Linked DNA regions of Mus musculus: regions 2, 3, 4, 5, 6 and 7 are each linked to region 1. The links are chromatin loops, found by intact Hi-C in ENCODE. Cell type or tissue: left cerebral cortex. All regions are shown on one strand. Region 1 holds the start of Arhgap20 (Rho GTPase activating protein 20). Region 2 overlaps Arhgap20 (Rho GTPase activating protein 20). Region 3 has its middle 100 kb from the start of Arhgap20. Region 4 has its middle 94 kb from the start of 1810046K07Rik. Region 5 has its middle 120 kb from the start of Arhgap20. Region 6 has its middle 190 kb from the start of 1810046K07Rik. Region 7 overlaps Gm39338 (a long non-coding RNA gene).

Region 1 (4,000 bases):
CGCTTTAAATCTCTGCCAATTGCCTAATGTTCCTCTACCATCCTAAATTAAGAATGACATCCTGACAATTTCACGTTTTATTTGGAAAAACTGGAACACACACACACACACACACACACACACACACACACACACACACCACATACAGCGCGCGCGCGCGCGCGCACACACACACACACGCACGCGCGCGCGCGCACACACACTCACACACACTGTCTCTGAAGGGTGAAAAAACCCACAAGGGCAAACATCAGCCTCCATACATCAAAGGCTGAGCCGCCACTACTGCCCATCCATCAAGTTCACAGACACCCATAGAGGGCTCTGTGACAGGCCCAAGGTCCTTGGGAGCTCACATACATTTCTATACAGCTATCACCTCTCTTCTTTCACCTCCAGCCAAGCCACCATTCTAGTGGGAAGATTAATGAAAAGCCATAAAATCCGGACATGCAGGGAGCCAGTGTATCCCTGTGAGTCTCTAATTATAGTAATGCAACGTTTTCACATTATTTGTTAGGGAAGAACTAGAATGAGCTCTCATCCCAACTTGTTTCCACAGAAGCTGGAGAAGGCGACACCACTGTAAGGAACAAATATGGCCAAATATCTGAAGGTTTAGTGCTGGAGGAAGGGAAGGGGGCACCCATGGCTACAGCACCCAAATCAATTCCCAGGAGCTCAGAAGCTCGCGGCCCACGTGCACTTGCTCCGGGACCTATTGCAGACTCCTGACCTCTATCGAAATCCTCCCGCTGCACCGTGGACCAGTCAATCACCAGCAAAAGCTACAAGTAGTTACCCGGATCAGTCCTTCGGGTGTCAGGGAACAAGGGCGCCGCCCCCACAGGCAAATGCAAACGTCCCTTCTCAGGGGGTGGTTCTGAGCCAAGCCCCCCATGCCCCGCTGGGACCTCCGGAAACTGCCCGCCCACCGCCAGCCAGCCTAGATCTAGGCCGAGTCAAACCTCCGGATCCCACAGTGTAGCCCACGGCACCCATCTCCGACATCCCCTGGAGGCCTTGGGTGGGCGCATCATCCCTCCCCTCCGGGGCCGCCTACCTTCCTCAGGCTGTCGGGTTAAGACTACCTCGGGAGGCTCGCAGGGAGGCACTCCCCGGGTCAGAGATGGAGAGGCAACGGGCTTCTCCGAGACCGTTTCCACCAGAGAAGACAGCGGGGATCCCGGGAGGTGACCCTCCCACCCCACGCGGGGACCGTTAACCCCTCTCAGCACCAGGCACCCGTGGAAGGCGCGAGCCCATGGAGGGGCCCTCCCGCTCGGGCGTCCTCACCTTCTTGGTGCCAGGGCCTCCCGCGATGCGAGACATGCCTGTCAGCGAGGAGGAGCGCCCCGGCTGCGCCCCTAGAGCATCCTGCTGCGGAGACATCGCTTCCATGAAGAAGATCTGCAAGCTAAGCCCAAGCCGAGGACCGGGTGGCTGCGCGGCGCGGTCCGCTCAGGCCGGACGCCGAGCTGCGGGTGCGGGCGGCGCGCCTCCCGTCGGGGCCATGGACCGCCGCCCGCGCCGCGCTCGTCGCGCTCGCCGCACTCTGCTCAGGCTGCAGCAAGCGCTCCGGGCGGCCGCCCGTCCACGTAGCCCCGCCCCGGCCCGCCCCGCCTCTCCGCGTCCGCCCCGCCTCCTCCGCCCTCCCCGCGCCGCCCGTGCACACTGCCGGGAGCGAGCTCTCAGCGCTTGGCGCTACCGAAGCCACTAACCTTGCGAGGTGCCTCCGCGGGTACGAAGCTTTCGCTGCCGCGCGCCACGCGCCGTGCACCACGCACCACTGCCTCCGGTGCAGCTCCGCGCGCCTGTCCGCTCGCTCCCGCCAGCGTCCCTTCCCGCGCAGCTGCAGCGCGGGAGCCTCAGCGAGCGCGGCTCGCTCGAAGGTGGTGCAGGGGCCGCCAGCCTAGCCTCGCTTTCGCGGACTGCGGAAGGGACCCCACCCCCACCCCCAACCCGGTCCCCGCTCCGCTGAAGAAGGAGTTAGACAAATTTGGAAGCCCTGGTGGCATCGCCGGACTTCGGGGGCAATATCGAACGCTTGCTAGCTAAGCCTGTCAGGGTAACCCAGAGCTGTTGCTTTGCAGTCACAGGGAGCAAGCATGGACAAGCAACCTTGCATGTCTGCACCACCAGCTTCGCAGGCAGCAAGCTGCAGGGACCCTGCATTCTGAAGGAGAAAGCGCAATTAAGAGGAAAATGCAGGCAGAAAGGAGGTTGAAACTTGGCATAGTATCTATGAGAAGGCAACAATATGTGGAAGCGTTGATCTGATATCGCGAGCTCAGAACCTAACTTCCTGTAAGTCCAAATAGTGACCCCTCCCTCTTTTTTGGACTAAATAATAATCAAAGGGCAGTTGGAACAGACCAGGGTTAAGTAGTGTTCGCACTTTGCAGGGCTGGCTGCTGGTGTAAATGATACAGTAGGTGGCATTCTTCCCTTGGAATCAGAACTAGTGTGAAAAAAAAATCACTAAGGATATCACTCCGTGATTGCGAGATGGTTACGGATTCTGCTTATTTTTGTGACAAGGAAAAAAGAAAAGAAAAGAAAAGAAAGGGGGAGAAAAGGAAAGGAAAGAAAAGAAAAAAAGAAAAAGAGGTTTCTTGCAGTTTGGGCGGCTATTGGGGCAGGTTATAAGGAACAGAACTCAGGTGGGCAGTGTTCCAAGCTAGGGGATGCTGTCCAACACACACCCACAAAGACACACCTACACAATCATCCAAACCTAAGATTGTTTGTTGTGGAAATATAAGGCTAATTTTAGTCACATCACACTACATTGTTAAAAGGAAGCTTAATAAATCTCATATATATGTATATACATCTGTGAATCAGGGGTGCTACAGCTGTGGTCCTCGTGCAGAGAAGGGCTTTCACCCACTAATTTATAGGTTGTGCTTAAAGAGGGCTTTGCAGTTCTGTTCATTCACTTGGAACCACCCCCAGGTGCCTTAATCTCTTAATTCTTTGGTGAATGGACACCCTGGCTTTTCTTAATCTGCCTCATTTTTGTTTGTTTGTTTGTTTGTTTGTTTGTTTCAATTCTTTTATCTCCAAATAGTTCACTTAGCCCAAAGAGTCACAGCCATCCAGACATTCTTGTTCTTTGTTGCCACCTGATAGATACTAAGGCAGTGTCTAACATAATAAATGTTTGTTAGTTAAATGAACTGAGAAGACACACAAATGATATAAGAAAGATGCAGAAGAGTCAAGACAGAGCTGGCTGTCATTCAAAGAGCCCCATGGACTATGAAGTATCTCTGTGATGAAATAGCCAGTTTCCCAAATCAAGGTACCCCCTTTTCCCCCAGCAAATGTGGAAAACTTTCACTGTTCATTTTGTCTTTTTATTCCCAAGATGAAATAGCTTGGAACAGCACAGAAAATTGCTCTCTCCACGTTAAGTTTCGAGGCAAGGCTACTCAGGAAATTTGGGTTTGAACAGCCGACAGTAGAGACACATGTCTGTCTGATCACAACACTGCCCTGCTAAACCATTATTTGGTTCCTTGCTGTGGAATAAACCAAAAATGTCATAGTACAGAATGAAAGACAGACCCCCCCCCACACCCCACCCTCACTTCACTTTCTTGCTGACTCTTATGTGTCTTTGCTTCTCACCCTGTTCTCTGTCACCTTGAAATCGTCATACTTTCAGAAGCCCACTAGGACTTTGGACTTGTCCTTCGTGTCTGGGAATTTTCCAGGCTACGTCTCTACCCTCTTTTACTTTACTCCGAAATGTCTAGTATCTGGGGCATAAAAGGTACCTGGTGAATCGTCCTGGAAATCTTCAGGACTGTCAGAAACCGAGAGAAGTCTTCCTAGGTTTATCTCTTCCCCAGCTCCAGGCACCCAGGCTTGAGAGTAGCTCCAGCAATTGCAACAGGAAGCCTTTGCTGAGTGTTTGCTCTATGGGAGACTATGAGTATTTTACAGATATAATTAACTCCCATCTGTATCAGATAGGGTGGGTTCGTTTATT
Region 2 (4,000 bases), 67 kb before region 1:
CTTAACTACACTCTTCCTCCATTTACCCTGAGCATCAAGGATGCAAGCACCATCTGTATTTCCAATAGAAAACAAGAGAATGCAAGTCAATGGATAGAGCGGACAAAACCCCAAGTAATTACTGTGATGAAATAACAAACTTGAAAATCATGAGTTTAAAGGTAGAAGAGTCGGACTATCATTTCCCTTGGCTCCCTTAAATTCCTATGGGAATTTTTCATTCATCTACTAAAAGGCCCATTAACTTGTTCATTCATCCAGTAAGTATTTACCGGATACTCAGATTCTCCAGACCAGCATCTGGCCTTCTCATTTTAGGGGATAAAATCAAGGATCTTTCCAAAGCAGCACCTCAAAATAACCCAAAGATGTGCCCAAGCAGCCTTGGAACCCCAAACCCAGTTTACTGTTATAGGAGGGAAAACGAGGGTACAGATTTAAGTACATTTGCACAGCTGATGTCTGCTCGGACTGCAGTGAGCTGTAACATCTGGGGCCAGGTCACCAGGCACTGGCAGGGCTGACGTGTGTGTGGAGGTGTGCATGAGACAGGTGATCAGATTGCCCAGCCAGGATGAATGAATGTCTGGGGTTGGTCATTAGTGACGATGCCACTCTGCCCTTCTGCTGTACGGGTTCTTCAAAGTGCTCAGCAGACATCTGGAGTCGGGACTGTGCTGGGCATGTAGTGAAGTGAGTGGGGATGAGAGCTCAAGTCATCTGTGAGAGAGATGGTGCTAACTGAATGTATGGATACAGAAGCAGGCAAACACAAGCGGGAGATGTGTGAGAAAGCGGTAGACTGGGTAGGTGAGGGAAAGGAATACGGAGTAGAATCGGGAGGTGAGAGGAAGAAATATGGGCTTACAGATCGGATAAACTTAAGGAGCAAAAGCTGTTGCAACAACACCCCCCCCCCACCTTTATTTCTTTTAGCCCAATAAAACCTCAGAACTTAATGGGATGAACACTGAGTTTGTCAAACACTTAAAGCGGGAAAACCTTTTTGTATAATGAGTATTCATTACTACGTCCCTCTAAGTTTGGATAACTAAACACACATTTTTCTTAAAGCAGGGTCATTTAGCAACACGGTTAGAAATGGAGAAAATGAAAATGAAGTGCTTCATCTGGCACCCAGCTGATGCCAAAAATCTGTCCTGTGGAGGGAGGGTGGGTGGCCTCTCTTTAAATCTTACTCCCGGAGTTAGTCTGCAGAAGGCAATGTCACTATCCGCTGGATCAGCTGACCAAGGCAGACGTAGAAGTACAGTATCCATTTCCTATCACCCTTAGACTTTCTGGTCTCAATTTTCTCTTGTTTAATACAGTCTTGCTTCAGACTGAGCTCTTTAGTGCAAGCTTGGGTCAGGGCAAACTATAATGCTCTTCTGTTGAACACCACAGCTGCCATAATACAGCCTTTATTATAGGGTAGCAGTGAGGCAGCTTTGCTCACAGGGAATTCATGGTAGATCAGTAGGCTAAGGGGAGACCTCGGCAGAAATCATATTAGTCTTCACACAGTTATCAGGGCCGGGATCCCTCCCGGTCAGGGCATCATGGTCTTCTGACATCCACGATGGACAGGCTCCCTTTTATAACGTGATCATTTAGAACACACAGTGGAGTGTATTACCATACAAAGAGGGCATTGATGCACCTGCAGCATCGCCCAAGCCTTGACTCTGCAGTGGGCAGAAGGTTGAAGGGGGAAGACTGGCAAGGGAAGAAGGGGCAGATTCTGGCCTCCTGTTCTGAGTATAGGTCAGTTAACACCTACAGCTAGTTTACAGAACCATCTTCCAAAATTCTGTTTTCTTCTCTTGAAAATTCATATTTGCAGGTTCATCTGGGTGGAAGTTGGGTCTTTGCCTTTGTGTCCGGGAATGCGAGCTTTTGCTGAAAGGGGGGGTTCTAGGAAGGAGGGGGAGCAACTCACCGCTCAGTTGCTGGGCTGTCGCCAGGCGGGTAGGTTTCAGGATGAACTGGCATTGCATCTCGCGGGGCAGCTGCTCCATGAGGAAAGGCTCTTGGAGCTGGGATGGGCTGGCAGAGTCTCTTGATCCCTGCGTCAGAAGGGCAGTGTCTCGGAGGTGGCTCATTTTAATTCCATAAGGATACTCGTGTCCTACAAGAAGAAGAAAATCCAAATGCAGACTTCAGGCTGGGCGAGTACCTCGGGCGAGTGCTGCAAACCGGAGCGCACTGTGACTTACACCTGGGCCATCTGGGATAAAGAATGCTTTTGTTCAGTGAGAGATCCATGTGCCCAGTCTGCAGCCGGGGCCTCTGCATATTGCAGGTGGCTCTACCAAATCTGAGAGGTTGTCTCACAGCAGGTGAAGGGTAAGCGGAGGGAAAAAAAACTCTTCAAAAGATTCCTTAGAATGACTGTAGACATCGGTTTGTGGGTTGCATAATTGACCTTTTCTACGTTTGCATCAAGAATATCTAAGAGCTTCTAAAAATGAGGACAAAGAAGCCTGCCTGGTAAAGATTACTCCAACCTAGCCATTGATTGGTGAGCCCTCGCACCCCATAGAGCCTTCCTCAACAAAAGTTTGCATTCCTGAATATACACTTAATATGTAGGTGTGGTGGCTCATGCCTGAAATATCAACACTTGGGAAGCTGAGACAGGAGTATCGCTCTGAGTTTGAGCCCAGCCTGGGTGCCAGCCAGACTGAAAGTGAGATAGGACCTAGGCTACAGAGTCCATGTCTCATCCCCGCACATTTCCCAAAGATTCACCCTGTTATCTAGCACATCTGTATAAAAAAAAAAAAAAACATTTGCTTATTGTTGGTTGCAGAATTAGTTGTTCAGCAGCCCTGGGACTGGTATTCCTAGGGAACAATCTAAAGGAAACTGTAGTGGGTTCAGAATACAGATACAGATGCAACAACGAATTGACAAACCAGAGCATGGACATCTGACCTTAACCCAGTTTTTGTTGGTTAGTTCTCCAGGTAAATCATGGGTGTGGTTCAGTCCTTTTATCCTGCCATGCTGCAGATTTTTAAAGCCAAGACAGCATGTTTTCACTTAGACTCACTGAATGTAACTCAGCAAACCCTTCCTTTGCACTTGACACAGGCATAAAAAGCAAATGTGTTATTGACATTTACACACATTACAGAAACCTCTAAAGACTAAGGCAAGAAGACCTCCATACCAGCATAATTCAAAAGTAACCTTGAAAAACAATGGGCCACTAATCCACACTGCTTTGTAAGTCAGAAGTTTTTTCATTGCACAGTTTAGAGTTGTGGTTTTCAGTGAAGTTGAAAGTGGCTCTGTGCCTAAGAGTTACGGTCTTAGTTCTAACGTAATAAAATTATTTGTCATTTTTTAAACGATATCTTCTTGTTGCCTATTCGCTTTTGCATAAATGACGTTTAAAACCAAACCTGTCTGAGGAAACTGGCTTTGCCTTCAGCATGGCATGACAGCGTCCTATTTTCTGCATGGCAGAATATACAAGCATTTTCTAGATAAGTTTGTTTTCAATTCCTAAGATCACTTGAAATACTCAACCATCCCAGAGTGACCTCGCACGGGCGCATGCTGCACAGCCTCCAACAGGCAGGCGGCACTCTAAAATTGCTAACTGTTGTTATGGTTATCATTTGGGGAGCTGAAACAGATACCAGAATTTATTTTAATTACCATATTTCTGTTAATTACAAAGTGGAATTACTAACCAGAAAATACTTTCAAATAAATAGTGGAAATAAGGTAAGTTAAAATTTACTTCTCGCTAATTCCTCAAAACAGCAGGAATTTGAATTTCAGGCCAGTCTGGACATTGTCTCCCAGGCAAAAAAGGAAAAAAAAAATCCTAAAAACAAATGGAACTTTGGCCTGGAGAAATGGTAAGGGGAATATACACTAGTTGTTTAGCGAGTCAGTGAAGACTCTCAGGAGTCAAAATGTGTTAGTGTCACTTCCTCTGATGCTAAGGGAATTCTGGGAGAGAGCAGATGTTATGTACTCA
Region 3 (4,000 bases), 100 kb after region 1:
ATCTTATCTCTCTCCACCCCAGGCCATTCTGGATTCATTCATGCCAGAAATTACTTAATCTGCCTTCCTAGCAGGGTCATCTCTCCTCCTTCTACACATTTTGAAACTAAGTAAGGCAGAGATTAATCAAAGCCCAACCTGTTTATTCAGGTTCCCAGAGAGGCAAACACTATATTTTCATCTCAAAGCCCCCACTCATCCAGCATAACCCTTTGCTTGAACAAACATTTTCATGAGGCCCCACGTAGTAACCAAGCCAAAGGAATTGGTCACTTCCTCCAGAAAGCATTTGATATCATGTAGATGCACCGTGTTTCGAAAATGTTGTAATCCCTGGGCAGAAGATCCAAAGAAAAAAGGACGAATCATCCCAAAAGTTGGGAGGAAAAAAATATTTTGGTAAGAGGTTGTTGCTCACTAAACACCAAGCACTTAAAAATAAAAACAATTGTGTGTACAGTCTAAGCATTGGACGGTTTCTTAAGTTCTAACAGCATTCGGTTTCCTTCCAGATGCCTCGGTTGTATAGATAGAGCTAGGGTGTTGCTGGCCAATGTCTTCCTATCAGTTAGATTCATTCAGTGTGGCTTACATGAATCTGGGTGTTCTATATTCCATAGGCAGGCTCTCCTAGTTAGCTCAAGGTCAGGAATATTTAGCTATAATTGCTATATTTTAAATGCCAAATGAAATGGTAAACACACACACTCTCTCTCTCTCTCTCTCTCTCTCTCTATCTTTCTTTCTTTCTCTCTCAAAAGAACTGTGTAGTTAAAATTCACTAAAGATATAAACTTCTGTTTCAATCCCTTTTACTGTTAACTACTAAACTTACACATTTAGGTACCCTGGGAAGATTTGAATGGAGAATTGAGGAACCCAAGTTTTACCATTTGGAGTGTAGGATATTAGCAAAACCTGTGAACCCCTCCTGACATGAGCAATTTAAAACCATGAAGGGAGATGCAAGCTGGCAAATTATGAGATCAACAATTGACCCAGAGTCCCGAGAGAGAATATAGAAAATATGCATCTAAGATCAGACGAAAGAAGTCAACACCAAGTTGGTAAGAAAAATTAGACTCTCAGAGGACCTGATTCTCTCTGTACTGTTTTTGCCAATAGCCCTGGATCAGCCATCCCTTTGGGGTGTGGCCACTGATGCTAAGAGCTGAAGCCAAGAATAGCTCCATCTGTTATGTTTCTGGTCACTCTGCCTTTTCTACTTCAGAGAAGGCAAATGTGATTTAATTTTATAGTTTCTTAAAGCTCAGTTGGGCCAGAGAATTTATAAAGAACCAAATACATGGAGGCCCAAACAGGAGTGTTGCTGTGAGTTCAAGGTCAGCCTGGGCTACATAATGAGTCCTGGGCTAGCCTGAACCACTGGCTCCAAAAAAACAATACAATGCAGCAAAAGTGATAATGGAAAGGAACCAAGAGGTGCAGAACAAACATGTGTTTCTTAAATGAGAACAAAATTACATGTTGTCTATCAGCTGGATTAGTAAAAAAGTGATATAAGCCACACCACATATGGATGGTACCACTGCATGCTATGATAATCACCAGGGTCAGCTCACCAGCAAGGCTGTCATGAGTCCAGTATAATGAAGGGGCTGAGCCATGCTGCCGTATGCTTTTGGCTGAGAAGGCAGACCATCCTTGTAATTAAGGATACTGTAGAATTTGCTTTCATTGGACAAACCTGAGTTTGCTCTCTCTTTGGAGAGAGCAGCATCTGTGAGCACATTTTTGTTTTTTTCTTTTTCATGGGTATTTGGCTGGCTTTTTGATGCACAACTTACTGAAGTCTGCTATCATAGCGTCCCAGAGCCAAAAAGATCCCCAAGGGCTGTGGAGGCTGCATGTCCATGCTGTACACAAACAGGGTCATGACAGTCACATCTGGCCATGGCAGCTCATTTATACAGCTGCAGTACAGAAACCCCCGCTTCGCTGGACTTGCTGTGTCAAACATTCCACAGAGCCCTAGCCTAAGAGAGATGCAAGGATCCCCTGCACAACACTGGGTCCTACCCATCCAGGTTATTCACGGGTGCCCAGACCATGCTGTGTTTTACGATTGCGGAGGAACCACAGTTTGCTGTGACCCTAGAATATTCTCATCTAATGGCATCATGCCTGAGTTTCCAGCCAGTGGAGCTCATCTTCTGGGTACAGGGAGTGCTTTTTCAGCCTTTTTTGTCCTTTTAGCACAAAGAACCCTTTTATACATCAAAACATTTTACAGATCTCCCACATAACAGTTATATTTTTAGTTTCTAGTGACTGCAAGAAGAAGCAACACAGAAAAATATCTATTAGAAATCTTAGTGGTGCTTTTAGATGGATCCATAGCTAATAAACTATATTGTCTCTATCCTTTTGAAGAACAGTCACCTATATATTTAAGGGCTGTGTTAGGCCTGGTGATAAACATGGATTCCAGGATTCCTAGATCCACAGTAGCATTCCATATTTTCATCTCTGACACACTTTTATCAAGATTTACGACCCACTGACCGGGACCACCATGCTGACCTCTGTTAATGTTTTATAAACTCATGTTCAGGGGAATGCTAATTCAAGGAACAAAATAAGCTTGCAAAGAAAAGGAAGTTTGAGGAAAGTTTCGTTAAGTCACTTCTCCTAGTGAACAAAGACACAAAAAAATTCTCAATAAATGACTTGCAAAGCACATTTAGCACTACATCACAATTGTTATGTATCATGACAGAGTTGGTTTTATGCCAAGCATATAAGGATAGTTTACCTATACAAATCAATAAACATAATATAGCCTATGGCAATTAATTACATAACCATCTCAATAGATAACAGCAAGTACTTTAGACAAAATTTAAATCCCTTTATGAAGGAAGACTTGAGAAACAAGGAACTGAAGGAGTGTATCTCAAGCTAAAAATGACTACATATAACAAGTCTTTTGCTAATATCATAACAAAATGGGAAAACTGAGGCAATTTCTTCTAGCATCAGAAAAAAACAAATGATGCCCAATTTCCTCACTGTGCTGGATGTTGCTCCAAGTTGGGGTTGCCAGAGAAAGAAGACAAACACAGAACATACACACACACACACACACACACACACACACACACACACACACACACACACAGAGAGAGAGAGAGAGGGGGGGGGGATTATCACTGGGTAGACTCAGATCTCTGTTGGAGAAAGCTCAACCAAAAGCTCAGCATATTTATTATATACCAACTCAAAATGCATATGAAAGTCCAAAATAACCTGAATGACCAAAGAAATCCTGGAGTCATCACAACACCTGATTTCAAGTTATATTATAAAGCTATTAGTAACAAAATACAGCCTGGGGCTGGCACAAAACAGATCCATATGCCAGTGGAATATTGATAACCTAGAACCAAAGCCACATAGATGTATGCACCTCATTTTTGACACAGGTATAAAAAACACATTGGAGAAAAAGACAGCCTCTTTAACAAACTGTTGTTGGGAAACTGAATCTTCACAGGTAAAAGAGTAAAATTAGACTCATCTCTTTCACCCTGAATAAAAATCAATTAAGTATGGATCAAAGGTGTCAAGATAAGATTGCTTGGATAACCAACAGCTAGATACTAGATAGCCACAGGTAAAAACCAAACACTATTGGTCTAAAACAAAGAAGCAAACAAAAAAACAAAATAAAAAACAAACAAAATGAAAAAAACAGCTCTCAATGGAATGACTCCTGATGGTCTTCTGTTGTACTCATCGATCTGTGGCCTGACGAGCCATCATCAGAGAGGCTCCCTCAAGCAGCAGATGGGAACACATGCAGAGAGCATGGCCAAGCATTTTGTGGAGAGAGAGTCTAAATGGGAAGAAGTCTTCATCAAATTCTGCCCCTCAGAGCTCAGGGAATCCCACAGCAGAAGAGGTAGAAAGATTCTAATATCCAGAGAAAGTGGAGAACACCAGGAGTATAAGGCTCTCTGAGTCAAATAAACAAGGC
Region 4 (4,000 bases), 340 kb after region 1:
GACAGCCTGCTAGGGTCCCAGGCAACTTGATACAAATGAAAACAGACTAAGTAGAGACTAATTGTAGCCAGTAAACTAGGATGGAGATGTATCACAAGTGTCAGCCTCCATCAAGACAAGCCTCATCACTTACAGCCCAGGACTCAAATCCAGGGGAGTAAGACAGTAAGTACCTCAATAGCCCAGACTGTGCCCTATGATCTCTGTAGCTGGAGGCTCTGTGTACAGTGCTTCCTGTGCTCTAGATACTGAGGTTGCATGGCTTGAATGGTGCATTCCACCAGACAGAAAGCTCTTCTTTACTGTCAACCAGCTCTGCCTCCTAAGGCCAAGGTGTCATGTATGAGATGGCAGTGATCCCTCAGATCTTACAGTTTATGATGCCATGATTATATCATCTTGGGAAAGTGAACTCTACTCTTCTGTCTATAAAATTAACAGTGTAACTAGGTTAGAATCCTCTTTATTATGTTTGAGACCTTTTAAATGTCATAATTTGATGCAGACATTAAAACCACTATTGAGTGATGTTTCTGAATTCAATTAAGCATTCAAACCCTTGGAGGACGGGATTCTGCCATGGGAAGCCTGAGCAGATCTGTTAAGTCAGCAGCAGTGGGTATCAAGATTTCTGCACTTTTGCATGTAAAGCCTATTACGTTCCCCTTTGTTATCATATTAGGTAACACTTCGGCATTTACCATGTGTCTGACACTTTGCATGTACTCTGCAGGCCTTCATTTGCTCCATTCTTAACACCACCATTTGAGCTAGAGAATATTACATCCGTTGACAGCTCAGGTATTGACAGGTAAGAGCAAAGCCAAGGCTTGAGGTCACAGCTATCAATGGCCAACTCACATCTGCAGACCTCCAAAGCCTTCCACCACCCCCAGCCCTTCCGCAAACCAATTAAGACTTTTTAAACCCCCGGGGCAAAATTTCCTAAGAAATTTGATTTAAAAGAAAAATATCTGGTCATTTGGGGACACCATCTATAAAATTGTATTTCTAATTCAGAAAGAAGACGCGGAGGATGGTATGCACTGCTAACCATGGTAAGCAATCTGTTCAGTCCCCGTGGCATAAAGTCTGACTTTTTTTCCTTCTATCTGCTTTTATGCTTAAAGGAATTAAAATGTCAGGAATCATGCATCCCCAGTGGATGGCAGAGATATAAATAACTCCCACGCCACTTTGCACAGATGCAATAGCTAAATTGAGACCAGGAAAGACAGAGACAAGTGTAACAACACACTGATGATGTATCTATTTTTAAGAAAAACTGTTAAATTAGAAAGAGTGCTCAATGTTAAAAAAAAAATCCTTCAGAGGAAATAACTGGACACAATTCTAAGAGACTCAAAGGCAAGCCGGAGCCAGAGTGAATGAGCAATCCACATTCCAGAAGGGGCTGAGGGAATTGGTTCTCAGATTTAAACAAAAGTATGAACATTTTTAAGGTATAAAGGCAAAGAAAAAATTTTAGCCTTAAAGAGCTTAAAAGATTACTTGGAACCAAGAAAAATATTTCTGAAACAATAAAAACTATATATGTTAAATGAAACAACTGCTAATAAATAACCTCTTCAAAAATATGTTGTTTATTGATCTTTAAGGGAATTTATACTTAAAACCAAGATACAAATAGTTGTTGCAAATGGATTCTACTTAATTTATTTATTATGTATTTTATACCACTCCACCTCATTAATCCAATTCCTGAGTATTTATCCTAACATAATATAAAAAGAGCCAGTCACTGAGAGACCTTGGGACAGTCGGTCCTAAATGGTTGTCTCCTTCATCAAACCCCTCCCATCAGGGCTTTGGAACCTATTCAGAAGAGGAGACAGAAAGACTGTAAAATCTGGAGAGAATAGATGCTACCACAGCAACTGTTTTCCAGACACAGCAGACCTGGTGCTCACGTGAGCTCACAGACTGTGGAAGCACACAGGAGGCCCACATAGGTTCAAGCCAGACAGGATCCTGGGGCTGAGGGGGTGGAGTGCTTAGAGGATCCCAGCCATAGCCAAGAGGCGATCTGTAGTTGACACCTGCTTGCAGAGGAAAAGTTAGTTTTCTCTAACAGTCTCACTGGGTATACAGCCCACACTTGGGAAAGGGTAGGCCCCACTCCTAGCCATAGATGGCCAATACAAAATGTACTCAATGGTATTTTTGAAGACCTTTGTTTCATGCTGTTTTGTTTGAGCTTTTTTTTAACCTTCCTGGTCTTTTGCTTGTATATTATATGTGTTCTCTCTCTCTCTCTCTCTCTCTCTCTCTCTCTCTCTCTCTCTCTCTCTCTCTCTCTCCCTCCCTCCCTCCCTCTCTCCCTCCCTCCCTCCCTCCATTGCTCCCTCCCTCTCCCTATTTCTCCTTCTCTGTGTGTATGTGTGTGGTGTATTTCTTGTCTTTTTTCTGTTTCTTTATTCTGGTTTGGTTATATTGGTGTTATATATGAAAAATTTTGCAATTAAAGAAACTATCAGTCACAACAAATATGCAATAAAACATTACTTGAACAGCAATTTCCTAAAAAGGAATGAAAATACAGGAAAGTAGAAATCTACCAAAGCAGCCATTGTCTGGTAACTTTGCTAATACTATATTAACAGTAATAATCTAGATACTCTCTTTATAATAAGAAGATGAGCACAAAGAGTTTAAGTTACCTGACAAAGATTAATCTCTCAATAATAGAGGATCAAAGTATATCCTGAAGGACATGAAGTAGAAAGGTGTTAGTTAACAAGTACACCATTGTTAGTGTAATAGCATAATAGGGAAAAACATATTAGTTTTGTATAGCAATTAAAATAAATTTTTCTTAAGAATCTTAATTCTTCTTAAGAATCTTAAGAAGGGAAAGTGCATAAGATTAAGTATTTACGTGTGTGTGTGTGTGTGTGTGTGTGTGTGTGTGTCTGTGTGTGTGTGTGTCTGTGTGTGTGTGTGTCTATGTGCACACGCACATAACTGCCTCTAGTCTATAATTAAATGTGTGAAATTATACTTACAAATGGGCAGTAACTGGACATGAGGGAAGCACATATTTATTATAGGTAGTGACTTTGCTTAATTAGAAAATATTTTGCTGTTACTCTATTCATTGGAGACATACTTATTGAGGGCCTATGCTGACACACAAAATAAAAGCATGTCTTTGTAGAGACAATATTCTAATAAAAGAGATAAATAATAATACACATATTACATGGACCTGACTAATGACAATGCTATGAAGAAAAACAAAGGTGTGTGGGGGGGGGGCTACACTTTTAGAAACAATGGCCAAGGAAAGTCTCCCTGATGAATGGTATCACTGGAGCCAAAAGGAGTGAAGTCTGACAGTTATGGGAGACTGTCAGACTGGAGAGGCATGCAGGCCTACACCCTGTAAATGCAATGGCTCTCAACCTGAAGGTCATGACCCCTTTGGGAGTCAAATGACCATTTCGTATGGGTCACCTACCACCATCAGAAAACACAAATATTTACAATATGTTTCATAACAGCAGCAATTTTACAGTTATGTAGCAGCAACGAAATAATTTCATGGTTGGGGGTCAGCACAACACAAGGAAGCACTGGGAAGGTTGAAAACCACTGCTCTAATGGGTTGCTGCATGGGTGTGGAAGTGTGTGTAGACATGTTAGGCTAAAATGGGGTAAGAAAGAGAGGCCCATTGATCTTGCAAACTTTATATGCCTCAGTACAGGGGAACGCCAGGGCCAAGAAGTGGGAGTGAGTGGGTAGGGGAGTTGGGGGTAGGGTATGGGGGACTTTTGGGATAGCATTGGAAATATAAATGAAGAAAGTACCTAATTTTTTTAAAAAGTTAAAAAAATTAAAGAAAAAAAAAAAGAAAAGCTGAAAAAGCATGCCCATAATAAGCAAAGGCACAGAAAAGGACACTGTTACATCCTTCTGCAGTGTTTAAAAGCAGGACAATACATGGATAATGAGTTATGTGAGTATCATCTTAGAGAC
Region 5 (4,000 bases), 120 kb after region 1:
TACTCATTCTAATTGGTAATCATTATTTTGTAAACCCCATTTCCTGTAGCAGCCAGATAGTGGCTCTTTTTCTTGTGACTGGGTGATCTTGTGTCTCAATTGGCCAGCAAGAGTCTATGTGTGTCTGTTCCCACACACATAGTTCTAGAAGTCGTTTTTGTCTTCAAGTCTTACAGTATCAGAAGCTTGTGTCTTAGTGTCAGACACATGGATCAACCGTCCCAAATTCAAGCTGTGTATTTTCAATATGTAGCTTTAAGTCATCTTTCGTTTCAGGGACGGTGATTTTTTAATTTATTCCTTGCAGCTCATAGGAATTTTTCTATGTCACATCGAATATTTATTTAAGGATTCTAATGATATTATGTAGAATTTTTCTTGTCCATATTTTGTATCTTTTCTTGCATAGGCTTTTTTTTTTTTGGCTCAAGTTCTTTATTGTCTCCATCTTTAATTCATCTTATTGTCTACTTTGAAGTCGGCTTGCCCTCATGCCTTCCATTCTCACCCTTAATCTGAAGAGTTCAACTTTCTCTTGTTTCCCCTGAGTTCTGGAAGAGCGTGCACACACCTGCTGGCTTTCACAGATGTCATCCCTGAGCTCTTCGGCCAGGAACTTGTACTACACTTTAAGAGCTTCAGTGCTGCTCCTTACTCTAGCTCTGTTTTAATACCAAGATTCCGTTTTACTCAGCTTCAGGTCTCAGTTTTCTCTTCTCCTTTCAGCATTGTCCTTATGAAGTTGGTTTGACTGTGACCCCTTCTCTTTTCTTGTCTCACAGAGATTCTCCCTGTCCTTGCCCTGTGAAAAGGAGGTTTTCCTGGAGTCGGGCCAGACTAGTTTTCTGAGAGAAATCATTCTGAGTTTCTGTTTTATTCCTTTGATATATTAAATAATTTAGCCTTTCAGTTTGGCAGGCCTGTTTCTTCTACATTCTTCCTGCTCCTGGAAACTCCTCATTATTTTCAACCATTGGTTTTACCCTGTCCAACATCTCTCTGCCCATATTGGTTTTCCTCACAGTGCTGCAACACTCTTACCATTGAAGAGACCTGGCTAGTAGCTAGTGGTCCTGCCAGCCTCTTGCCATGCCTCTCATCTGCCTGGTGTAGTCTGTGGCATTTCCTCCAGTATTGCCAACTGGTTGTTTTCATGTTCAGCTGATGACAGTTCCACTCAGAATTAAGTCACATCATTTGGAAAATGTGGATCTTGTGGTTCTCAAGACCATCAGAGAATCTTTTACTCCTATCTCTGTAGGTGCTTTACAATGGTTAAGTCCCACCTGCCCTGGACAGGCTCTGCTTGGTGACTTGGCTTTAACATTTTTTGTTTGTTTTTTTCTTTATTTGCTTTTGTTTTATGTTTGTTTGTTTGTTTGTTTTAATTTTTACTCTGGGGTCTTCAACTCCTTGTCATATAATTTTGTGGATGCTATTATCTTTTTTGTTTGTTTTTCAATTGAATGCTTGTATTTGGTATGTTTTTATAGTATAATATTTTCATAACATATTCAAGTAATACGCTGCCACAATGATTTAGTTCTGACTGTCATTTAAGACCCCCTTTTCAAAGTTCACCTGCACAGTTAAGTTTATAAGCACACCAAACGAGGCTGAATTTCTCAGAAGTTGGCCATGAGAAACGTAGAATAAAATATAACCTAGATGGAGAATTGGTTTGCTATACCAGACATGAGTACATGCAGTAGTGACCTTACTACTTCAAGCAAAATGGCAGCAATGCCAGCTTGTCTCTGGCTGCCTCCCCTACCTTATTCCCGTTGCACTTGGGCAGTGGGCACAGTTTTGGTCTTCAGAGCCTTGTTGCCATTATCTATCATTATTAGGCAAACCTCATGAGATATAGACCATGTATTCAAAGTTGGGCAGAGATGATAACAGGTGAGAAGTTTGCCAAAGGTCAGGAAGGATCTATTCACAGGTCTCGGTATTAGTGAAGACATCCAGAGGCGGGGCAACCAATTACTTCTGAAAGCCAATGATCCAAAATCAAAGTAAGACAACTACTTACTGCCAGAGGCCATTTGTGTCCCAATTTCTCTCTGTCCTGGCTGCTCTGATATGTAACACTTAAAATACTCACTCTGTGTCTGCCATGTTCGGGGTCTATACTGAGGAATAAACAAAGCATCTTTTCTACATGGAGCTGCATGTCTTGTCCCTAAAGATAGACCTGCCATTTTCATCTCAGTCGTTAGCCTATACACAGCACTGCTGGGAAGCAGAAGCTCTTAGGCTTCTGAAGGTCAGACCACCCAAAAGAGGAGACTTTACCTCCCTTCTTTCCTCAAAGGGCTCCATCTCTGCCGACTCCTTTTCATTTCTGATGGGTTGGAGAAAATGGCAAGCTTTCTTCTGAGCAAAGCTACCAGTGTTTTATTTATAGAAAGTACATCCCAATGTTCAAAGGAAAACCAAGCCCAAATCCCATGGTTTGTTAAGTCCAAGTGCCTAGACATGGGCTCTAGGATATGGGCTTCATTCAGATTATCTAATTTCATTTTCACAACAAATTGTACAGTGGGTATTTAGTTCAGGTATGTTTGTAAGCAATATAAACCTCCTTAGGTGAGAATAAATTTACTATAGGGAATTAAATACTTACAAAGTTATGGGAAATGTGAGCAGAAGCTTGTTACAGGCTAACTTCCTAGGAAAATGCCACAGCTGAAACTCTGACCAGGGAACTATTAATACTATGACAAACAAGAAGCTGCTCTGAGGATTGCAGGCTTCAGATCTTCTCCCAAATGTCCTACGGGGATGAGGAAGCCATTGTTGAAAGAACTGAAGAGTCTGAGGACACATCACATGACTGTGCCCCAGGAGCAGAGCTAGGCATCGGATGCACATCACCAAAAATTTCTGGGCTGTTGCCTCCTTCTCCTCCCTCCAAGATCAAATGCCATCAGCATTCACCTGATTGGCACAAACGTTTTAGCACAAGTAAACGTTTAGCACAAACATTTAGGCACACTAAGAAGGCTCTATCGGTGCCCACACTGAAAGACCCAGGAATTAGATCTAAGCCCATGTTCTCAATCACCTACTCTCTGTCTGACCCTTGGGGGACCTATGGTCAAACTGGTGCAGTTAGACATTTAAAAACAGGGTCAGAATTTTTTCCCCACATTCAATTCTTGTTTCTATCCTATGCCTATCTTTTACTAAACCTCTCAAATTGGGAAGTAATCTACTTATCACCTAAAAAAATTAGGAAATTTACTAACCCAAATTTCGCTCTACTGTACACACACACACACACACACACACACACAAACACACATTCATACTTGCACCAGATTATATTGGAAAGTCATTACTTCCATTACAAAAACTGTTTGAACTTCATTCCCTCCCTTAATTGTCTGGGGCCAATCAAGAGCTCTGGATCATTGCCACTTCCCAGCTTCTCAAAATCATAACAAACTGCTGATGCTGGAAAAGATGAATAGTCAAAACGGCAGCCAGAATGGTGCATGCCTTGAACCTCGTTCCCCAGGTTAAAGGCAGGCTATAAAGAAGCAAGGTCTTGTGCAAAAGAAAAACAAAACAGCAACAATAAAAGAACAAAAACATCCAAGGTATGATTTCTGTTAAATAAACACACCTTTGGTTGTTGTTGTTGTTGTTACAGCATTATAAAGTCAAATCATTGTAAGTCAGGGACCTTCTGTATGCATAGAACCTATGCTTCTATAGCAATCCCAATAAAAGTTCTGTTTCTTGAAGCTAGACTTGAGTGGAATCATTTTTTTTTCTTTCACTAGTGCTCTATCTAGAGTCAATAGATATTTACTAACATCTCTAGGAAAGGTCACACAACACAGGGGAGTTGGCATGGTGACAAGGACATGAAGCAGCTGGTCACCCTGCATGTTTGGTGTCTGCAGTCAAGAAAGAGACAGCAGACAGGAAGTAAATCCACACGAAGGCCTCAGGATCCACCTACAATTGTTTCATAAAGGCCCCACAA
Region 6 (4,000 bases), 250 kb after region 1:
GCTTTGACACATCTGAAGGAAAGGCATGCTTAGTAATTTTGATAACAGCCCTTTCTTCCCCAAAGTTGCTTTTCCTTTAAGCCAATGTTGTAAAATTAGCTTTCATTTGCCAGCTGTGCAGTTAAATTATACACACATGCAAGGTGAAATTTTGATCCAATTGTACATTGTGAAATGGCTACCATTACTGAAGCAAATTCACACAGACCAGTGTCTCAGTTAGCACTACTGTGAATGTAGGTGGCCAGAACATGTGAGGTTTATTCACTTAACAACACTCAAGTATGTAATACATTCTTATTTATCTATTATAATTTCCAAGCATGCTACATATCAGGTCTCCAACCCTTACTTACACTACAGAAGGGAGTGTGCTCAGCACATAATACTAAAAACAACACTGATTTTTCTTATGGGGAGCTGGGATTCCACAGGCTCAATTCTTATTATATTTTCACTTTGGCTCTTGCATGTCAAATGGAAGGAAGACTAAAAGCTCCAATTATTTCCAAGAGTACAGGAAGGAGGAAGAAGAGAAGGAGCAAAAATAGGAAAGATGAAAAGGAAGAGAAATTTTAAAAAAAAAGAGGGCAAAGGACAGGGAGGAGCAATGAGGAACAGAAGAATTATGTAACTCTCAGCTCCTCTCCTCACACACATTAGAGAAGGGTTGGATTAGGACCATGAAAGTCAAAACGAGGCCGACACACTTTCCCCATTCCACTTACTATGTGGTTACTGTTAACACATGTGTTTCCAATCACCTCTATCTTAGAAACAGTGCAAATGTGGGTGCTAAGAGAATCAGATGTGCCAAACATATCTGACATCACAGCACCCTTGGAAGAACTCTCAGTGAAACCCATATATATGTGGATATCACAGTGGTTCTATTTTATTAAACTCACAACATTTCCACCCCATTTAAACTCCCTGTGATAGCGCACATCGTCATGCATTTGGGTAGTGGTTTTCCTTCCAATTGGCACTCAGAATCCTCTATTAAGCCAGATCCAAATACTAATGCCAAGTCCATGATTAGCTCTTCTTTCCACTTGGTTTCTCTCTCTCTCTCTCTCTCTCTCTCTCTCTCTCTCTCTCTCTCTCTCTCCCTCTCCCTCTCCCTCTCCCTCTCCCTCTCCCTCTCCCTCTCCCTCTCTCTCTCTCTCTCTCTCCCTCTCTCTCTCTCTCTCTCATACGTGTGCAGTGTTGGATACAACTATCTGTAGATGAGCTAAGGCTAGAACCTGGATGTGACAATGGCCCTGACAGGCATTAAAATGGGATTCCTATTGCTTTTGTATATCTAAGATTTTGTAGCTAAGGGCAGCCCATGTCTATAATCATGTTGTATTAGTGGCCCCTAGACCATGTGTGGTTCACAGATGTGTTTTATTTGGCTAGCTCCATGTTAGAAAAGCATTTGAATTTGTGGCTAATATTTATGTATTAAGAGATTCTACATGAAAATATGGATTTCTGGCTTCTTATGACAATTTTGATGTGGCCACAGTTGGGCCTACTTTTCCACATGGCAACAATTGGCCGGGGCTGCAGAGCAGCTGGCTTTTTGAGACAGGCTCTGTACCATCTGGTTAGCATCTCCATCCAGCTCACTTCTCCCATTTATGTAACTTGCCTCCTTTCTGTGGGTGTTTAGATTTTCAACACTGGTTTATAACAACGGAACTTTAGATTATCTAAGCTGCTGGTTTGACCAAAGTGAGAAAACCTGTAATGAGAACAGCTAATGACCTTTGTTTTAATCTGGTTTCTTCAAAAGTAGACCTTGTAATGAAGATTCAAATCTAATTAAATTATTTAGGAGTTGGACCCAGGAACATTAACAGGGAAACAGAGAAGTAGGCTAGGAAGAGATGAAAACCAACCAAGAATGTGTCATGAAGTAAGTCACCACCATAGTCAACTAAAGTTTAATCCTTCTAGAGAATTCTGAGAGAAGCTAGTGTATGAACCAACAGAGGGACAAGAGAGTAGGGAAATGCAAGCCGCTTCTCACAAGTTATCAGCTGGTGATTCTCAGAAGTAGCAAATCTCAGTTTTTCTAGGCAGCCATGATGAAAGCAAATCAAAAAGTACACTCAGGGAACAAGAGGCAGATGGTAAATACTGGGAATCAGTGCCAAGATTCAATGGGATATATGCAGGACACCAAGGAGCATCAGCTACATCTCCTCTGAGGTCATCTCCAGATGATGGGTACAATGATGGTTTTGTCTTGGAATAGGCAGCTGACAGTTGCTATTTTCTGACTAGCATTTCAAAGTTTCTCTGATACGAATGTCTCATTCTTTGAACAGACACCAAGCATTTTCAAATTGGCCTTCACTTTCAACAAATATCTACCCTCTGCATAAAAAGATTGTATTCAACCTAACTACCCCCCAAAAGAGAGTTAATGAGGCTATAGAGGGTGTGACTTTTGAAAATGGCAGTGTATATGCTGGAATCACCTTAGTCACCTTATTCATGGCTCTTCAACAGGATAATTCGATACCATTCACTGTTGCTAACCATGTTGAGTCATGGAAGAATTGCACATGCCTCAAGCATGTATATATAAGCTCCCCACTTATGCTGTAATTTCCTTTAATGAGAATCCTTCCTAACTCCCAGCCCCATGATATGTATAGTGTTATATCACATATTTTTCCATTGGGTTGACTACATAATCTGACAATAAGCAATCTAAGGGAAGAAGGCTTTATTTGGCTCACAATTTAAGAGGGTGTGGTGGGAAGACATGGTGGCAAGTCACATTTCCCAGGAAGCAGAAGGTATATCAGAGTGGCTCTCAAACTTCAAGATCTGCATCCACTAACTCACTTACTCTAGCAAGGCTCCACCTTCTAAGGGTCCACATTCTTCCTAAAACCATTGGCTGGGGACAAAACATTCATGCACATGAACTTATTAGTGACAGTTCACATTAAAAAATCACAATGGTTTTGCACTGAAAAAGCAGAAATCTTATGTAAATATTTATGTAGTTTAAATCCTTCAGCACCAAGTAGAAAGTAGAAAGTATTCTACAAGGGGGAAGAGTCACACAGCATTTTCATTTTCTTCTGCTTTCTTTTCCAATGGGGCTTCTCAGACAGTACTCACCTCTACTAGGGATGGACTTTCCCTAGCCATTTTACAGGCCCACATTCCAATATAGAAAAACACTCACAGAAACATCTAAAGCTATGTGTTGATAGTTTTGTAGTTGTTCCTCAAATACAGGTAAAATAAAGCCTAAAATTAACTATCATGGCACCTGGGATGTTGCCTTAGTTAGGTTTCTATTGTGCTGATAAAATATCATGGTAAGAAACAACCTCAGGCTAGAGTTTCAGTTTATAATTCATTGAAGAGGGAAGTCAAGGCAAGAACTCAAGACAGGAACTTAGAAGCAGGGAGTGAAGAAGGGGCCATTAAGGAATGATGATCACTGGCTTGCTCCCCATTGCTTGCTCATTCTAATTTCTCATATACCCCCAAACCATCTGTCTATAGATGGTACCACCGACAGTGGACTGGGCCCTCTAACATCATTCACTAATTAAGAAAATGCCCTACAGATTTGCCCATGGAGAATTTGACTGAGACATTGAGGTTCTTCTTTGCAGATAGCTTGAGTTTACATCAAGCTGATAAAAAAATTAACCAGGGCAGAAGACATTTGATTTTAGATCTAGTATATTTTTCCTGAGGTAAGAAATAATTCTTTGTGGAAATATGCCAAGCTGGACATAATTCCTCTCCAAGCTTTGGGTAGTCATATATTTTGTACTGACTGCAGGCTTACAAACACTTTTGCTAAGTTGATTTTCTGACTATCCTTTCTATTGTGATGCAAATGCATTTAGATGAGGAAAATGTCTTAGAGTTTTTTATTGCTGCAACAAAACATCATAGCCAAAAAGTAAGTTGGGGAAGAGTTTTTTCAGTTGACACTTTCACATTGCTGTTTGTAGTGGTTTGAATACACTTG
Region 7 (4,000 bases), 430 kb after region 1:
ATGGGTCATACGGCCCCCAAAGGAGGAGCTAGAGAAATTACCCAAGGAGCTAATAGGAACTGCAACCCTATAGGTGGAACAACAATATGAACTAACCAGTACCCCGGAGCTCTTGTCTCTAGCTGCATATGTATCAAAAGATGGCCTAGTTGGCCATCACTGCAAAGAGAGGCCCATTGGACTTGCAAACTTTATATGCCCCAGTACAGGGAAACGCCAGGGCCAAAAAGGGGGAGTGGGTGGGTAGGGGAGTGGGGGGGTGGGTATGGGGGACCTTTGGGATAGCATTGAAAATGTAAACGAGGAAAATACCTAATAATAAAAAAAAAGAACACATATGGTATGTACTCACTGAAGTGGATATTAGCCCAAAAGTTTGGAATACCCAAGATTCAATTCACAGGCCATATGGAGCCTAAGAAGAAGGAGGACCAAAATGTGGATGCTTCAGTACTTTTTAGAAGGGTGAACAAAATACAGGAGGAAATATGAAGACAAAGTGTGGAGCATAGACTGAAGGAAAGGCCACATTGGATGCTGGGAAGTTCTTGCTGATGGAAGCCTGATACAGCTGTCTCCTGAGAGGCTCTGCCAGAGCCTGACAAATACAGAGGCAGATGCTCCAATCCAACCACTGGACTGAGGGTGGGGTCCCTGATGGAGGACTTGGAGAAGGGACCTAAGGAGCTAAGGCAGGTTGCAGCCCCATGGAGGGAGCAACAGTGTCAATAGGCCAGACCCCCAGAGCTCCCAGGGACTAAACCACCAACCAAAGAATACACATGAAGAGACTATGGCACTGGCCATATACGTGGCAGAGGATGGACATAGTGGGAGGAGAGATCCTTGGGCCTGAGGGTGTTGGATGTCCCAGTGTAGGCAAATGCCAAGGTGGTAGGATGGAAGTGGGTGGGTGCAGGAGCACCCTCATAGAGGCCAGGGAGGGGGGAGGGGGTTTCTGAAGGGAAGACCTGGAAAGGGGAAAACATTTGAAATGTAAATAAAGAAAATATCTAATCAAAAAACAAAAAACAAACAACAACAACAACAAAAAAAAACAAAAGCAAAGAAACCCTCCTCTCACCCATGGGGGAGGGGCGCATTCAGAATTCCTGTGACAAGAGGGAGGACACTGTTCCCCTTCATTCTCCAGCCACTACTTTGCTCCAACAATCAGTCAGCAGGCCACTAAATGAAGGACAACCTGCGGTCCTTAAAGTACAAATCTGTAAGTGGAAGAGAGTTGTTCTAAGGAAAGTAGAGGTTAGCCCCAGTGTGGTTCCCAAGGTTTTCCTGGGGTGATATGAATGCCATTTAGGATGGGATACAGAATAGATGACTCCTGTATTCAGCACTCTGCCTCTCTGCTCACTTGTATATCTCCCCACACTAACTCCAGGAGCAGATGAATTTGTCATATACAGAAGAAAGCAGCCCTCCTTATAGATGGCTGTCAACGCAGATGTATTTCTCAGCAGTATCTCACCCCGTACAAAACCTACAAGCGCAGCACCTGGCCAGAGGAAACACGACACGAATATTTTCAAACGAAGTAATTTCAAGAGTTGTATTTCTAGCAAAGCAAGATTCGTGCGTGTGTGCTTGTGTGCAAAAGGAAAAACCTGCCAGTTAGATGTGCAATGGTTACAAGAGAAAGAAGCGCAAGGGTCGGGGGGAACCTGGAGCAGCCAGCCTTAGGTGTTATCTTGAGGAGCTTCTGCCTCCCAAAGGTCAGCTAGACCTTCAAACCCAAAGAACAGGCTGCCATCCCCATACTAGATTGTCCCTCAAATGCAGGGCTGTCCCTGACCACAAGGTGCATCATATCAGAGCTCTTTCTTGGAGAAAAAGCTAGATACTATCTTGTGAGTGTCCCCATGATAAGCCAGAGCCTCTTGGGGGCTGGAGTTTGCTTGGTTCCATCTAGTCTGTAACTTGGAGCACGCTAATAAATGATAGCCATGTTTTCGCAGTTCAACAGCCCCATCTGGTCACCAATCTTCTCCCTTCTTCCCTCCTACAGGAGAGAAAGAGGGCGGGGTACTTTGCAGTGAATGGTGGGAAATGGCCTCCTTTCCCGCAGCCACTCACGAAGGACCATTCAGGTTGGTTTGTCCAGAATTTAAAGGAAGAAAAAAGTCCACACCCTCCGTGACTGTGTCTCTGTAGTTACCAGAAAGGTCTGATTAGCCCAGCTGCCATACAAGTCCTCCAGTGAGCTCCATATAGAGTTGAGGCGTCACCTCGTGGCTAAAGCTGGAAGTACATCCAGGAGTAACTCAGACCTACCCCAAGCTCATGGCTTGCTTTCTGCATTCCCTGTAGCTAATAGCTACAAATCATTAGATGCTGCATTTTTTTAAATGCCAACCTGTTCAAGGACTGTAATTTTGCCCAATGTGTCTGTCCCAAAGCAAGGAATAGATAGAATGTACGTGATCAAAACCCCACACCTTAGTAACTTATTCTTGACGTGGTGCTCTGCCAAATACCTCTTCAAGCTTAGAATCATCCTGAATATCTGTAGACCCTAGTTAGCACCTACAGGCAAGTAAGTCCATGCAGAGACTGATAACGCAGTGGGTAGGGGACAAACCAGAAAAAAAAATGCATTCTTGGCAGAGCACAGATTTCTGTGGGGCTTGTTCAGAATATGTTAGGGAAGGGTCCTCTTCCTATGGCTTCAAGTGCTGGCAAATATTAACTCTTGCCCCTTGACACAATTTAAGGAACACCCTGAGGGGGCCTGGCCTAGCAGGACTGAGACAACAACCTCTGGGGCCGGAGCTCTAAGCACCCTCTCTGGGAAGGTTGGAAGAGCAGGTCAATGGATATTATCAGGGCCTCTCCAGAATGGTGATCTGGATCCGGCCTGTGAATAGTGAGCTTTATTAAAGAGCAGCTGGGAGAGATGGCCTGAGGGAACTCAGTACAGGTACTCAACACAGTTTCTAAAGCTCTAAGCAATGTTCCTGCCTTCGTGTCAGCTGCACATGAGGCGGTTAAATGGCAAAGCCAGTCTTGGGTGGCTTAGCGTAGATTTGTACTAGTTTCCAAGCCCAGAAAACCAAACAGCTGATTGGGTTGCTCCATAGATCTCCATGAATGAGCTTTCGGGTGTTTCCATCCTTCCCTGGGCCCAGCTTTCAGACAAAGGCAGAGAAAGGCACACTTAACTCTTCCCCTTCAGTCCAATCTGGGGAGGAGACGTGACAGTTTTCTCTCTCTCCTTCCTCTTCATATCCATCCTGATTGCAGACCCGCTGGTCCTCTTCATTGTTTCTTTTTCTCGCCTTTGCATTTATCTTTCAAGGTCGCTCTTGCCTTGACTAGAACAAGGCCTCCTAACAAGTTTTCTTTTCTTTTTTCTTTTTCTTTCTTTCTTTCTTTTTTTTTTTTTTTGTTTTTTTTTTTTTTTTTTTTGTTTTGTTTTGTTTTTCGAGACAGGGTTTCTCTGTGTAGCCCTGGCTGTCCTGGAACTCACTCTGTAGACCAGGCTGGCCTCGAACTCAAAAATCCGCCTGCCTCTGCCTCCCAAGTGCTGGGATTAAAGGCGTACACCACCACTACCTGGCTTAACAACTTTTCTAAGCTGAACTGAAAGCCTAGTTTCACCAGGAGCCATATAGTCTTACTGGTCAGTCATGATAGGACTCTCTTAGTTATAGGTCAGATCTCTGCCACAGTTAACAGTCTCTGTCTCTGTCTCTGTCTCTGTCTCTCTCTCTCTCTTCCTCTCTCTCTCTCTCTCTCATTGCTGTTCAGAAGGGTAGTAAGCTGTTTTTATTTTTCTGAGCAGAGTCCTTTAGAGAACTTTTTCCTTCATTTTCATTAAAAGAAATTTTCTCACATTAAACATTTGAATGCCTCCTGCATTCCACAGGCAACGTGTACACTCATCCTTAGAACTGGAGATCTAGTGAGAAGTCCAAGGGAGTAGATGGATACAGTTCCACCAAGAAAATTAGGAACAGTAGAAAGATCTGTAAAGATTAAATGT

Evidence for each region. Hi-C counts contacts between places; a loop is a spot of excess contacts. Peaks named below come from ENCODE experiments on the same cell type or tissue, not always from the same donor. Only the 100,000 strongest peaks of a DNase experiment are listed, where the experiment ranks them.
Region 2: a loop joins it to region 1, with 2.4 times the contacts of the local background. A loop is called at or near these places in 5 of 42 quality-filtered maps.
Region 3: it touches region 1 in a loop (2.1-fold over the local background); 2 of 42 quality-filtered maps call a loop at or near these places.
Region 4: a loop joins it to region 1, with 9 times the contacts of the local background. A loop is called at or near these places in 4 of 42 quality-filtered maps.
Region 5: it touches region 1 in a loop (2.7-fold over the local background); 2 of 42 quality-filtered maps call a loop at or near these places.
Region 6: a loop joins it to region 1, with 5 times the contacts of the local background. A loop is called at or near these places in 3 of 42 quality-filtered maps.
Region 7: a loop joins it to region 1, with 8 times the contacts of the local background. A loop is called at or near these places in 20 of 42 quality-filtered maps.

Annotation. Positions count from the first base shown.
Region 1 is chr9:51,762,908-51,766,907 of GRCm38, reverse strand. Arhgap20 (Rho GTPase activating protein 20) reads right to left here and starts at 1,557. Exons shown (of 15, transcript NM_175535.4): 1 at 1,297-1,557. The coding sequence starts at 1,401. Gm40520 (a long non-coding RNA gene) reads left to right here and starts at 1,480. Exons shown (of 3, transcript XR_870739.3): 1 at 1,480-2,307. In left cerebral cortex, CTCF peaks have their summits at 1,376 and 2,430 (motif pointing right); DNase peaks (open chromatin) are centred at 1,356, 1,729, 2,155, 2,394 and 3 more places; H3K4me3 peaks cover 2,499 bases; H3K27ac peaks cover 2,148 bases.
Region 2 is chr9:51,829,770-51,833,769 of GRCm38, reverse strand. Arhgap20 (Rho GTPase activating protein 20) reads right to left here. Exons shown (of 15, transcript NM_175535.4): 9 at 1,943-2,131. Among named protein-coding and RNA genes, the nearest start is that of Arhgap20os, 44 kb to the left of the region's middle. In left cerebral cortex, no CTCF peak of the experiment used is centred here; a DNase peak (open chromatin) is centred at 2,194; H3K27ac peaks cover 533 bases.
Region 3 is chr9:51,659,257-51,663,256 of GRCm38, reverse strand. No RefSeq gene overlaps it. Among named protein-coding and RNA genes, the nearest start is that of Arhgap20, 100 kb to the left of the region's middle. In left cerebral cortex, no CTCF peak of the experiment used is centred here; DNase peaks (open chromatin) are centred at 1,173 and 2,095; H3K27ac peaks cover 651 bases.
Region 4 is chr9:51,420,709-51,424,708 of GRCm38, reverse strand. No RefSeq gene overlaps it. Among named protein-coding and RNA genes, the nearest start is that of 1810046K07Rik, 94 kb to the right of the region's middle. In left cerebral cortex, no CTCF peak of the experiment used is centred here; DNase peaks (open chromatin) are centred at 244, 1,167 and 1,941; H3K27ac peaks cover 1,193 bases.
Region 5 is chr9:51,645,499-51,649,498 of GRCm38, reverse strand. No RefSeq gene overlaps it. Among named protein-coding and RNA genes, the nearest start is that of Arhgap20, 120 kb to the left of the region's middle. In left cerebral cortex, no CTCF peak of the experiment used is centred here; no DNase peak of the experiment used is centred here.
Region 6 is chr9:51,515,414-51,519,413 of GRCm38, reverse strand. No RefSeq gene overlaps it. Among named protein-coding and RNA genes, the nearest start is that of 1810046K07Rik, 190 kb to the right of the region's middle. In left cerebral cortex, no CTCF peak of the experiment used is centred here; DNase peaks (open chromatin) are centred at 829 and 1,593; H3K27ac peaks cover 1,532 bases.
Region 7 is chr9:51,333,720-51,337,719 of GRCm38, reverse strand. The region is part of intron 1 of Gm39338 (a long non-coding RNA gene); the gene reads right to left. Among named protein-coding and RNA genes, the nearest start is that of 1810046K07Rik, 6.8 kb to the right of the region's middle. In left cerebral cortex, a CTCF peak has its summit at 2,257; a DNase peak (open chromatin) is centred at 2,234.